Regions from separate parts of the Homo sapiens genome. Here regions 2 and 3 are each linked to region 1. The links are chromatin contacts, found by Hi-C in ENCODE. All regions are on one chromosome and are shown on one strand. The core of a region is the stretch at or near the end of the contact, and the rest is flanking DNA. Distances in the headings are between cores, read along the strand shown. Region 1 holds the start of HTT (huntingtin). Region 2 holds the start of PCGF3-AS1 (PCGF3 antisense RNA 1). Region 3 holds the start of FGFRL1 (fibroblast growth factor receptor like 1).

Region 1 (3,045 bases), core at 344-2,843:
TACTTCCTAACTCCTACTGTACACTCGACACACAGACTTCCAGGGAAAGTCCTGGGGTTCCGCTAGATGTTTTAATGGTCTCTCTTTTCCTGTTTCAAAAATTCTCCCCAAGAACAAGCAACAGAAACCCCTAGCTTCCAAAAAGTAACAAGCTGTCAGCAATGAAGCAAACAGAAACCCTTTCACTGGCACATCTGAGATGCCCACGGAGTCTGCGGACCCCCCGTATTCTGGCAAGCCTGACTGGAATACTGGTAAAATGTACACCTCATTCATCCCTCGGCAATTAACCTCCCCATCAGCAACGTGTTGGTTTTATTCCCAACACACATAGGCAAAAAACTTCAATCAACTCTTCCTAATATTTAAGATAATTTCATTAATCACCACGTAAGTTCACCACTTTACTTGGCAACCACAACTCATTCAAACGCCTGCAGACCAACTTAGGCTTAGATGAGCAGATCTCTTAGGTGGTGCTTAAAATCGTGTTACTACCACCGTGATCATGAACTAAATGAAATGTCCTGACAATGTAGGAAGAGCCTCAAATCTCAGGCTGTTTTAAGTGCCACTAGGAAAAGAAATCTCCCATTGGACGCGCCCTCACTCCCCGCCCCCCCCCTGCCCCGCCACTCCCGCCGAGGCGTCCTAAAAGCATTATGTCATCCACTGCCCCCACATCTCTCCAGCTCCAAACCCCGCCTCCTCTCGAAGTGTCCCGCGCCCCCAGCCCTCTTCCCTCTCAGACTAGAAGAGGGAAGTGGCACTGAGCAAATCTCGGCTCCTCCAAGTTCTCTTCACAACGCAGTTAAAAGAACCCCCGCCCTGGTTTCTCGCAAATAAAAAGAAACAAGTTCTCGCCCCAACTCTTCGCATCCTGCGAAGGGCGAGAGGGCTGAGGCCGTGACTCCCCTCGGTGAATTCAGGACAGGCCCCAACAAGGCTCTGCCTCCCCTCGCGAGAGGACAAGGGAAGACCCAAGTGAGGGAGCGGGGCTGAAGTGGGGGAAGGCCTCGCCCCAGGAGGGGGCGGGTGTCCCTCATGGGCTCTGGGTTGCTGGGTCACTCTGTCTCTGCGGGGCCGGGGGTTCGTGTCGCCGGCCCGCAGGCTGCAGGGTTACCGCCATCCCCGCCGTAGCCTGGGACCCGCCGGGACAGGGAGCTGCAGCGGGCCCAAACTCACGGTCGGTGCAGCGGCTCCTCAGCCACAGCCGGGCCGGGTGGCGGCGGGGGCGGCGGCGGGGGCGGCTGCGGCTGAGGCAGCAGCGGCTGTGCCTGCGGCGGCGGCTGAGGAAGCTGAGGAGGCGGCGGCGGCGGCGGCGGCGGTGGCGGCTGTTGCTGCTGCTGCTGCTGCTGCTGCTGCTGCTGCTGCTGCTGCTGCTGCTGCTGCTGCTGGAAGGACTTGAGGGACTCGAAGGCCTTCATCAGCTTTTCCAGGGTCGCCATGGCGGTCTCCCGCCCGGCACGGCAGTCCCCGGAGGCCTCGGGCCGACTCGCGGCGCCGCTCAGCACCGGGGCAATGAATGGGGCTCTGGGCCGCAGGTAAAAGCAGAACCTGAGCGGCCGTCCATCTTGGACCCGTCCCGGCAGCCCCCACGGCGCCTTGCGTCCCAGACGCTGCGCCGGCGGAGGCGGGGCCGCGCCGGCGGAGGCGGGGCCACGCCGGCCAGCATGATTGACAGCCCTAGCCTGCGGACTCTGCCAATGGCTGGCCAGGGAACCAGCCCGCCCCTGCCCCCGCAGGTTCTGCCTCACACAGCAAGGCCGCTGACAGCGCAGCGCCCCACCCGGGCGAAGGCGCGGGGCTCAACGGAGAGGGGACGGGGCGTGGTGAGACTGTAATGGGGTGAGGCGAAGCTGTGTGTGAAGTGTCGCGGCGAGGCGGGACGAGGAAGGGACGGGGCGGGACTGCATGGTAAGGGAGGCGTGGCGATGCGGGGGGCGTGGCGATGCGGGGGGCGTGGTGAGGTAGGGGCGTGGCGAGGCCGGGGCGGGGCACAGCAGGGAGGCCGCCTGAGGGGCGGGGCGAGACGGGGGCGGGGCGGGGCGATGCTGGGGACGGGGACATTAGGCAGGCCGGCTGAGGGGCGGGGCGGCTGAGGGGCGGAGCGGGATAGGGGAGGGGACTGGCCGGTGAGGGGTGGGGAGGCTGGGGGCGGGGCAGGAAGGTGAGAGGTGGGGCGAGGGAGGGGTGGGGCGCGGAGGGGCAGGGCCATGGAGGGGCTCGCCCATGAAGGACGGGGCCATGGACGGGGCGGGGCCGTGGAGGGGGCGCCGAGCGCGGGCGCAGGCCCATGCGGAAAGGATCCCCCGCCGACGCCTGGAGCGGGGCGACAGCCGGCCGTGGACTCTGAGCCGAGGTGGCCTTGGGGTTTGCCCTCCCGCCACACTGGCCCGTGGCCAGAGCCATACTCACCCGGACAGCCCTGCGGGGAGCCAGCTGCGGGGCTCTCTGCACGGGGAGAGGGTGGGCGAGCTCCTGCGCAGAGCGCAGAGAATGCGCGTGGTCGGCACGACCTGAGGACCCCAAGTGTGACCCCCACCCCACCCCCAGTGAGCTGGAGAGGCCCCTGCAGGGCGGTGTCCACAGGCCTGGCGCCCCCCATCGGTCCCAGCGCAGCGCCCCGGAAGGGAGGAGAGGGTCTGGGGCAGGCCTGGGTGGTCAGCGCCTGCTGCCCACAGAGGCACTGTGATTAGTGCAGCGAGAAGCAGCTATGGCCACAAGATGCCGCCCACAGGAATGAGTCCCGACCTGGGGGCGTTTCTTTATGGGAGTGCACCCCTGCTCTGACCTTCCGGCAGGACCCCCAAGGGGCGTCATTCAGCAGCAGCTCAGCAGAGGTCTGTGGGGCACCCCCTCACGCCTGGGACACAGGCCGTGGCGGGCAGGGTCCTGGTCTCCAGAGCCTCCTGCCTTTTGGGTGGTAGAGGGGCAAACGGAGAGGGCAGCTGTCCAGCCTGCCCAGCAGGGAGTAAGGTTGGCCTCAGAGACAACCGCCCAGCCGGGGGGTGATGCAGGCAGAGAGGAGCCCAGTAAAGCCTA
Region 2 (3,045 bases), core at 378-2,877, 2.3 Mb after region 1:
CCATGTGCCCTGACCCCAGGCCGGGCCCTCCTGGATGCCAGGTGGGAGCTGGGAGGGAACGTGCTCTCCTCCAAGCCCAGGGAAGGGTGTATCCAGCTCCTCCTCCTGCTGCCTCTGGGGAAGTGTGCACCCCAGGCACCACCAAATTGCCCAGGGTGATCTCTCCTCTGCCAGCTGGCCCCCCTTCCTCCTGGAACAGAAACTCAGTGTCTTTGCACCCACCCCTGTGTCCGTGGCTGCTGCCAGCTGCCCCTCAACAGGGCACCCCAACATCCAGCCACTGCTCAGCCTCCATCCTCCCCCAGCCTCCCATTTCCCATCCACAGCCTGGTCTGGACCCCCTTGCAAGCCTAAGCAGCGACTTGGACGTGCCAGGTCACGACCCAGGCAGCTTTCCCTTGGAGTCTTTTTTTTTTGAGACAGAGTCTCTCTCTGTCCCCCAGGATGGAGTGCAGTGGTGCGATCTCGGCTCACTGCAAGCTCCGCTCCCAAGTTCACACCATTCTCCTGCCTCAGCCTCCCGAGTAGCTGGGACTACAGGCACCCGCCACCACGCCCGGCTAATTTTTTGTATTTTTAGTAGAGACGGGGTTTCACCGTGTTAGCCAGGATGGTCTGGATCTCCTGACCTGGTGATCCGCCCGCCTCGGCCTTCCGAAGTGCTGGGATTTCAGGCGTGAGCCACCGCACCCGGCTCCCTTGGAGTCTAGACGAGCCCTTCCTACAGCAATGAATGCTGGGTCAGACCTGAGCTTCTCCGGGATCCAGCTCTCATCTCAGGTGACGGGGTCTGAGGCCTCCTGGGAATGGCACTCCTCCCCAGATGTTTACTGAGCCCCTGTGATATGCGCTGCTCTGTTCTAGGGGCTGGGAATACTAGTCCCTCCCTCCTGGAACTGGTTTTCCTAGTGATGGAGGACAGATGATAAACATGGAAGTGGCGGTGTTTGCCCTGGAGGAAAATCAAGCAGGACAGGGAGCAGAGAGCAATGGTTAGGGTTACTATTTCATGAGTGGTCAGGGGGCCTCTCTGTCAGAGTGACGTGCACAGACCCGGAGGGAGGCGCGTGTCCCGTGGGAGAGCATTCTGGGCAGAGAACAGCCATTCGAGAGCCAGGAGGCAGCGCTGCCTGGGTGCCACCAGCGTGGCCCTGGCCCCATGCACTGGCTGGGCACCACCCTGCCCCCGGAGTCTCCTCCTTCTGAACGTTTGACTGTATCTTGAACACAGCGGGGCCGGCTTTCAAGCTCCAGACACGGCCTCCTCCCCAGGCCAGGAAGCCCTGTCAGGCAGCAGATCCGGCCCCCTCAGCAGATCGGCCCCTCCAGAAGACCCGCCCCTCACAGCAGATCCGGCCTTCCCAGCAGACCCGCCCCCCGAGTAGATCCGCCCCTCCAGGATATCCATCTCCCCAGCAGATCCGTCCTCTCCAGCAGAACCGCCCCCAGCGGAGCCGCTCGGGCGGGGCCTCCGGGCCTGGGGAAGGGAGCGGGGACCGGGCCGTGGAAGGACCGCGCCCGCCCCTGGCCAGCCTGAGCCAATCAGCGCATGCTAGGTGGGCCGACATGATTGGCTCCTAGAGGCTCACGTGTGGAGGCCTGACCAATCAGAGCCCGAGAGACGCCATTGCAAGCCTCTGCAGAGGCGCTGGAGCTGGGTCAGTCCGCCGCTCACCCCGCGGCCGCACCTTCCCGCCTTCTCAGGTAACTAAGTGCGGGTCTCGGGCCTGGCAGAAGCTTCTTCGGCCCCGTGCCCTCGCCTGGCCCCGCCCCGTCGGTTGTGTGCTTGTCTCGTCCTGCCCCCAGGCCCTGCCGGTCCCCACCGTTAGGCCGGCGTCCCTGCCCGGCCCCGCTGCGGGCTGGCGCCAGCTCAGGAGGACGCCCCGAAGCCGAGGCCTCGGAAGCAGGTTTTTCCCAGACCTTCTCCTGTCCCGCGTTCCCCCTAGGCCGGCCGTAGGGACCAGACCCCACCCTAAGCCCATAGCCGGCCTTCGCGCTCCGGGTGACCCTGGCTGGCCCTGTTTGTCTGTGGGTCCTGGGATGCGCCACTCCCGGCAGGAAGGGGCGCCGCCGAGGCCCGGTCTCAGCCTGGAACCCCGCTCCTGCCGTCGGGGCGCTTTCTGCGGCTGCCCACACACGACCCCAGGCAAGGGGTGGGGGCGCGGGACCCTCCATGACATGGCGGCGGGGCGCTCTCACTTCTTTGAAACCAGCGTAAACTGGACCCGCCCCACCTCCCATACCTTGGGGGAGCCCCGGGAAAGGCTGTGGCCTGGGGGTCTGCAGGGCGTTGGCAGTGGAGGTGGGGAGAGACCCCAGCCCTTTCCTGTCCCCCCCACCAGCCTTGCCTTCCTCGCCGTGAGCCGGGGACAGTGGAGGGGAGTCAGGGAGGGCCCACCAGATGGACTTTCTTGTGACTCATCCTATAAAGCCCCTCGGGCTTAGCCACCCTCCCCAGGACCCGTGTGGTCTCCCGGACTGTGCTGGAAGCTTAGAGCCAGAATGACTTTTCCACCCTCGGGCTGGCTGGCTCAGTGGGCAGCAGGGACAGGGGGCTGTGAAGAGAAAACTCACTCGCCAGGGTCAGGGGCCGCTTGCTCACTGAGGAAAGCAGAGGGGTTCCTGCCGCTTGCCTCAGGAACAAAGCTAGTTGGTGAGGCACTGCCTTGCAGTTGTAGGAGAGGAATAATGGCCCCCGTGGGTGCTTGGTTGGAACGATTAAAGGAGAATAACAGTTTAGCACGATTATTTCACACAGTTGTTCAAAGAGATGGCTTTGAATTCCAGCTTACATGGCGTCTTCAACAAAAAGTAATTGTTTAGAGAAGTGACAAGATGAAGGAGGACTCTGAGTCCTAGTCTCCCTCCTCGAGTCCCTGTGTGAGCAGAGGTAAACAATGAAAACTCACCAACCAGGAGAAATTCACCTAGGACTGGCGCAGAAGGTATACACCATGAGCCTGGAAATGATTTAAAAAACAACACAGGCTGGGCGCGGTGGCTCACACCTATAATCCCAGCACTTTGGGAGGCAGAGGCGGGCGG
Region 3 (3,045 bases), core at 1-2,500, 2.1 Mb after region 1:
CCTGGACTGCAGGTACGAGTATGAAAGTGTTTGCAAGACCAGGAGCATGTCCTGGGGAGCCAGGACTAAAGCCCACCTGGCCAGCAAGCACGCATGAGGGGAACCCCTCCAGCCAGCTAGGGGAGCCCCGGTGGGTGCTGTGGACAGCCCATGGGTGAGGGGGCCCTGGAAGGAAGGGGGCCTGGCGAGCGGGGCGGCAGGGGCGGGGCATGGCGCGTGCCAGGCGGGCACTGTGGCAGGGTTCAGGGCCGGGCGGGAAGGGGGCGGCGCTGGCGGAGGCCAGGCTGGCCGGGCTGGGCGCCAGAACTCACCTCGGGCGGCGGCGGCCGGCGGGAAGGCCCCCAGCAGCAGCGGCGGCAGCAGGAGCAGCAACAGGGGGCTCGGCGTCATCTCGGCCTGTCCGGACCTGGGGACATTGGGGGCGCCGTCACTAACACGTGGAACTGGGAGATACCGCCCTCCCCGGTCCCGGGCCGCGGGGATCAGGGGTCTGGCCGCCCTCCCCACAGGCCCTCCCCGCCCGCGCTCCAGGCGGAGGAAGCCGCAGCGGGGAGAAGCTGTGGGTATCAAAGGCAGACAAAGGGTTTACACTAATTACCGGGCTCCCCCGCCGCCCCCCCTCTCCAAACACCGTCTGGATTCCTGGCGCTTGTAACTCCGGCCCTGCCCGCAGGACACACAACACTCAGCGCCCCGCAGATAATCGCCTGCGCCATTAGCGGACAAATTTGCGCTGGGGGGGGCCCACGTGGGGCGCGGGGGCGGGGGCGGGGCAGGCCGGGGGCCCGCAGGAGCGGCGGCGGCGCGCATGACCCGTGCCCAGCTGGGGCCCCGAACCCGCCCCTCCCCGCCCCCGCCCCGGACCCCCGCCCTCCCCCGTGTGCCCACCTGGGGTCGCGGCCGCGCGCGCGGGGGGCTCACCTCGGCGGGGGGCTCAGCGGGCGGGCGGCGGGGTCAGGGCCGGGCCCGCGGCGTGCGCTCCGCGGTCATCGCCGCCCCGGGCGCCGCATCCCGCCGCCCCGCGCCCCCGGGCCCGGTCTCGGGGCGGGGCGGCGCTACCTGGGCGCGGGCGGCTCGGGCCGGGTCGGGGTCCGGGCTCGGGCGCTCGGGGCGCGGGGTCCCGGACCGGGCAGGCGGCGGGGGCGAGTCCGCGGGGCCGGGGGCCGGGGCCGGGATCCCGGGGCGGCGGGGCGAGGGGCCCGGGGCGCCGCGCCGCGAGGCGTCCTTCCCTGCGGGGCTTTGTCAACTCTCCCGGAGCGAGCGCCGAGCCCGGACCCCCGACCCGCCCCCGGCACAACTTCCGGCCAATCCGCGCGCGTCAGCCCTCCCCCGTGCCCCGCCCCGCCGCCAAACTTTTCCCCAATCCGCGCGCGCACACCGCCCCCGCCCCGCCGGGCTCCCGGCCTTAACCCTCGCGGTGCGGACGTCCCCGCGGGCGGGCGGCTTCCCCGGGTCCGGCCCCGCCCCCGCCCCCGCCCCGCCCCAACCCGAGCCTCGCCGCGCCCCCGGCCCCGCCCGCGCGCCCTTGGTCCCCGCAGGCTCCTAGGACCGGCCAGGAGCCGCCGCGCCCTCCCCATACCTGCGCCCGCGCGCGCCCGGGTCGGGTCCTCAACTCTCGAGACACCTCCGCGACCCCCAGAGCAGGCTCCGGCCCTGCCCGCGGCAGTCTGACCTCTGCGCAGCCCCGGGCCGGGCCCAGACCGCTCTCTGGTTGCTCAGAAGGGGGCGGACTGGACGGCCGCGGGAGCTTCGAGGCTTCCAGGTCTGCGCCCCGGGGGGTCTTCGGGAGCAGAAGGGAGAAGCAGGGCCTCGCCCAGCCGGAGCTGCTGGGGACGGGGTAGGGGGGGACGGCCGCGGCGATGCAGGCAGGGGTCCTCCCCGGGGCGTTCGGGTTACCTGGTGCCTTTGGCCAAAGGTATGTTCCCACCTGAGGCCTCCCAGCCTCTCACCTGCTAGTGACGGGAATGACAAGAACATTAATCATCGTAATAGACGTCAACATGCGATTCAATCTCCGCTACCGGGCAGGCGGCCCCAGGAGCAGATGAAGAAACGGAGGCGTGGAGAAGACAGCGCCCAGCTCTTCGCGGCTCTTCCTCCACACGCCTCGCCTGCCGTCCCTGCCCAGGGCCCAGCACGCAGGGCTCCCAGGCCGCACCTCCAGCCGCCCCATGGCCTCCCCTCATCCTGCCTCCCAGTCTTGCAACACAAACCTCACGGCCTGCCCACATCCCGCCTCACACCCTCGACTCCGCGGAGTCACCATCCCAGCACCTCCTCCATCCCCCAGAGCAGCCTCTCTTTCTGGGGCCTGAAGCCCCCTCTTCCAGGAAGTCCTCCCAGGAAAGGCTGAAACTGGAGAGGCCTGGCAGCCGGTGTCCCCAGGCCGAGGAGAGCTAGGCGGGGCGTGGGGGGCGCCAGCTGTCAGGGTGTGGGACTCCTCAAGGCCCGAACTACCCGGCCGTCCCAAGGTGCTGGTTCCCAGCCCAGCGTCCTCCACCCCAAATCCCGCGTCTGGGCCAGCGTGGGCGTCGCGAGGGCGGATGGAGGTGCGCTCGGACGGCCCATCCTGCCCCCGCTGGCGCAGCCGCCGCTGTGCACCCGGGGAAGGGTCCAGGGACCGCCGCGTGGTCCTCCCGGCGGGAGAACGTCCTGCGCCGCCGCCGCGGCCCTGTCCCACAAGGAGCCAGCAGCGCCGGGGCCCACCTGCCGCCCTCCCGGCCGGAGCTGCAGTCACGGACAGGTGGGTGGGGCGGTCTCACGCCCGTGGGAGAGCGGCGCTGAACTTCCCGGACAGCTGGCGAGGAGGCAGCGCTCCCACAGATGTGCGGGCTGCCGGACACAGGTGCGTGGAAAGGGGACAGGTGTGCGGAAACGTGGCTGCGAGCGTGCAAAGTATAAGCAGGGAGCGGACAGGCCGGCAGGTGCCGGCCCCCGAATGAGCGGGCAGTGGGAGGGGCACGGGCAGCGTCGCGGCCCCTGGCGGGCGGGGCCGGGACGGGGGGCGGGGCCAGGGGCGGAGCGGCAGACGGGGCGGGGCCCGAG

The links. Hi-C counts contacts between places; a loop is a spot of excess contacts on that map. Pooled maps may share reads with other maps.
Region 2: a map of CD8-positive, alpha-beta T cell shows a loop between it and region 1 (6-fold over the local background). The contact joins the promoter of PCGF3-AS1 here to the promoter of HTT in region 1. A Hi-C loop is called at or near these places in 1 of 168 maps with a recorded cell type or tissue (CD8-positive, alpha-beta T cell), 1 of 37 single-sample maps with no recorded cell type and 9 of 50 pooled maps.
Region 3: a map of CD4-positive, alpha-beta T cell shows a loop between it and region 1 (18-fold over the local background). The contact joins the promoter of FGFRL1 here to the promoter of HTT in region 1. A Hi-C loop is called at or near these places in 2 of 168 maps with a recorded cell type or tissue (CD4-positive, alpha-beta T cell and naive thymus-derived CD4-positive, alpha-beta T cell), 3 of 37 single-sample maps with no recorded cell type and 6 of 50 pooled maps.

What each region holds. Positions count from the first base shown.
Region 1 is chr4:3,073,229-3,076,273 of GRCh38, reverse strand. HTT (huntingtin) reads right to left here and starts at 1,593. Exons shown (of 67, transcript NM_001388492.1): 1 at 1,186-1,593. The coding sequence starts at 1,448. It also overlaps HTT-AS. RefSeq lists enhancers at 698-747, 758-987 and silencers at 1,148-1,217, 1,328-1,767, 1,918-2,537.
Region 2 is chr4:780,431-783,475 of GRCh38, reverse strand. It overlaps PCGF3-AS1 (PCGF3 antisense RNA 1), which reads left to right and starts at 1,627. Exons shown (of 3, transcript NR_171661.1): 1 at 1,627-1,704. LOC124900163 (chloride intracellular channel protein 6-like) reads left to right here and starts at 1,628. Exons shown (of 2, transcript XM_047416474.1): 1 at 1,628-1,704. RefSeq lists enhancers at 360-1,077, 1,078-1,794, 1,795-2,512 and silencers at 1,339-1,688, 1,789-1,868.
Region 3 is chr4:1,009,831-1,012,875 of GRCh38, reverse strand. It overlaps FGFRL1 (fibroblast growth factor receptor like 1), which reads right to left and starts at 1,250. Exons shown (of 7, transcript NM_001004356.3): 1 at 922-1,250; 2 at 312-406. The coding sequence starts at 390. RefSeq lists silencers at 509-578, 1,258-1,777, 2,608-2,677, 2,968-3,045 and an enhancer at 2,295-2,927.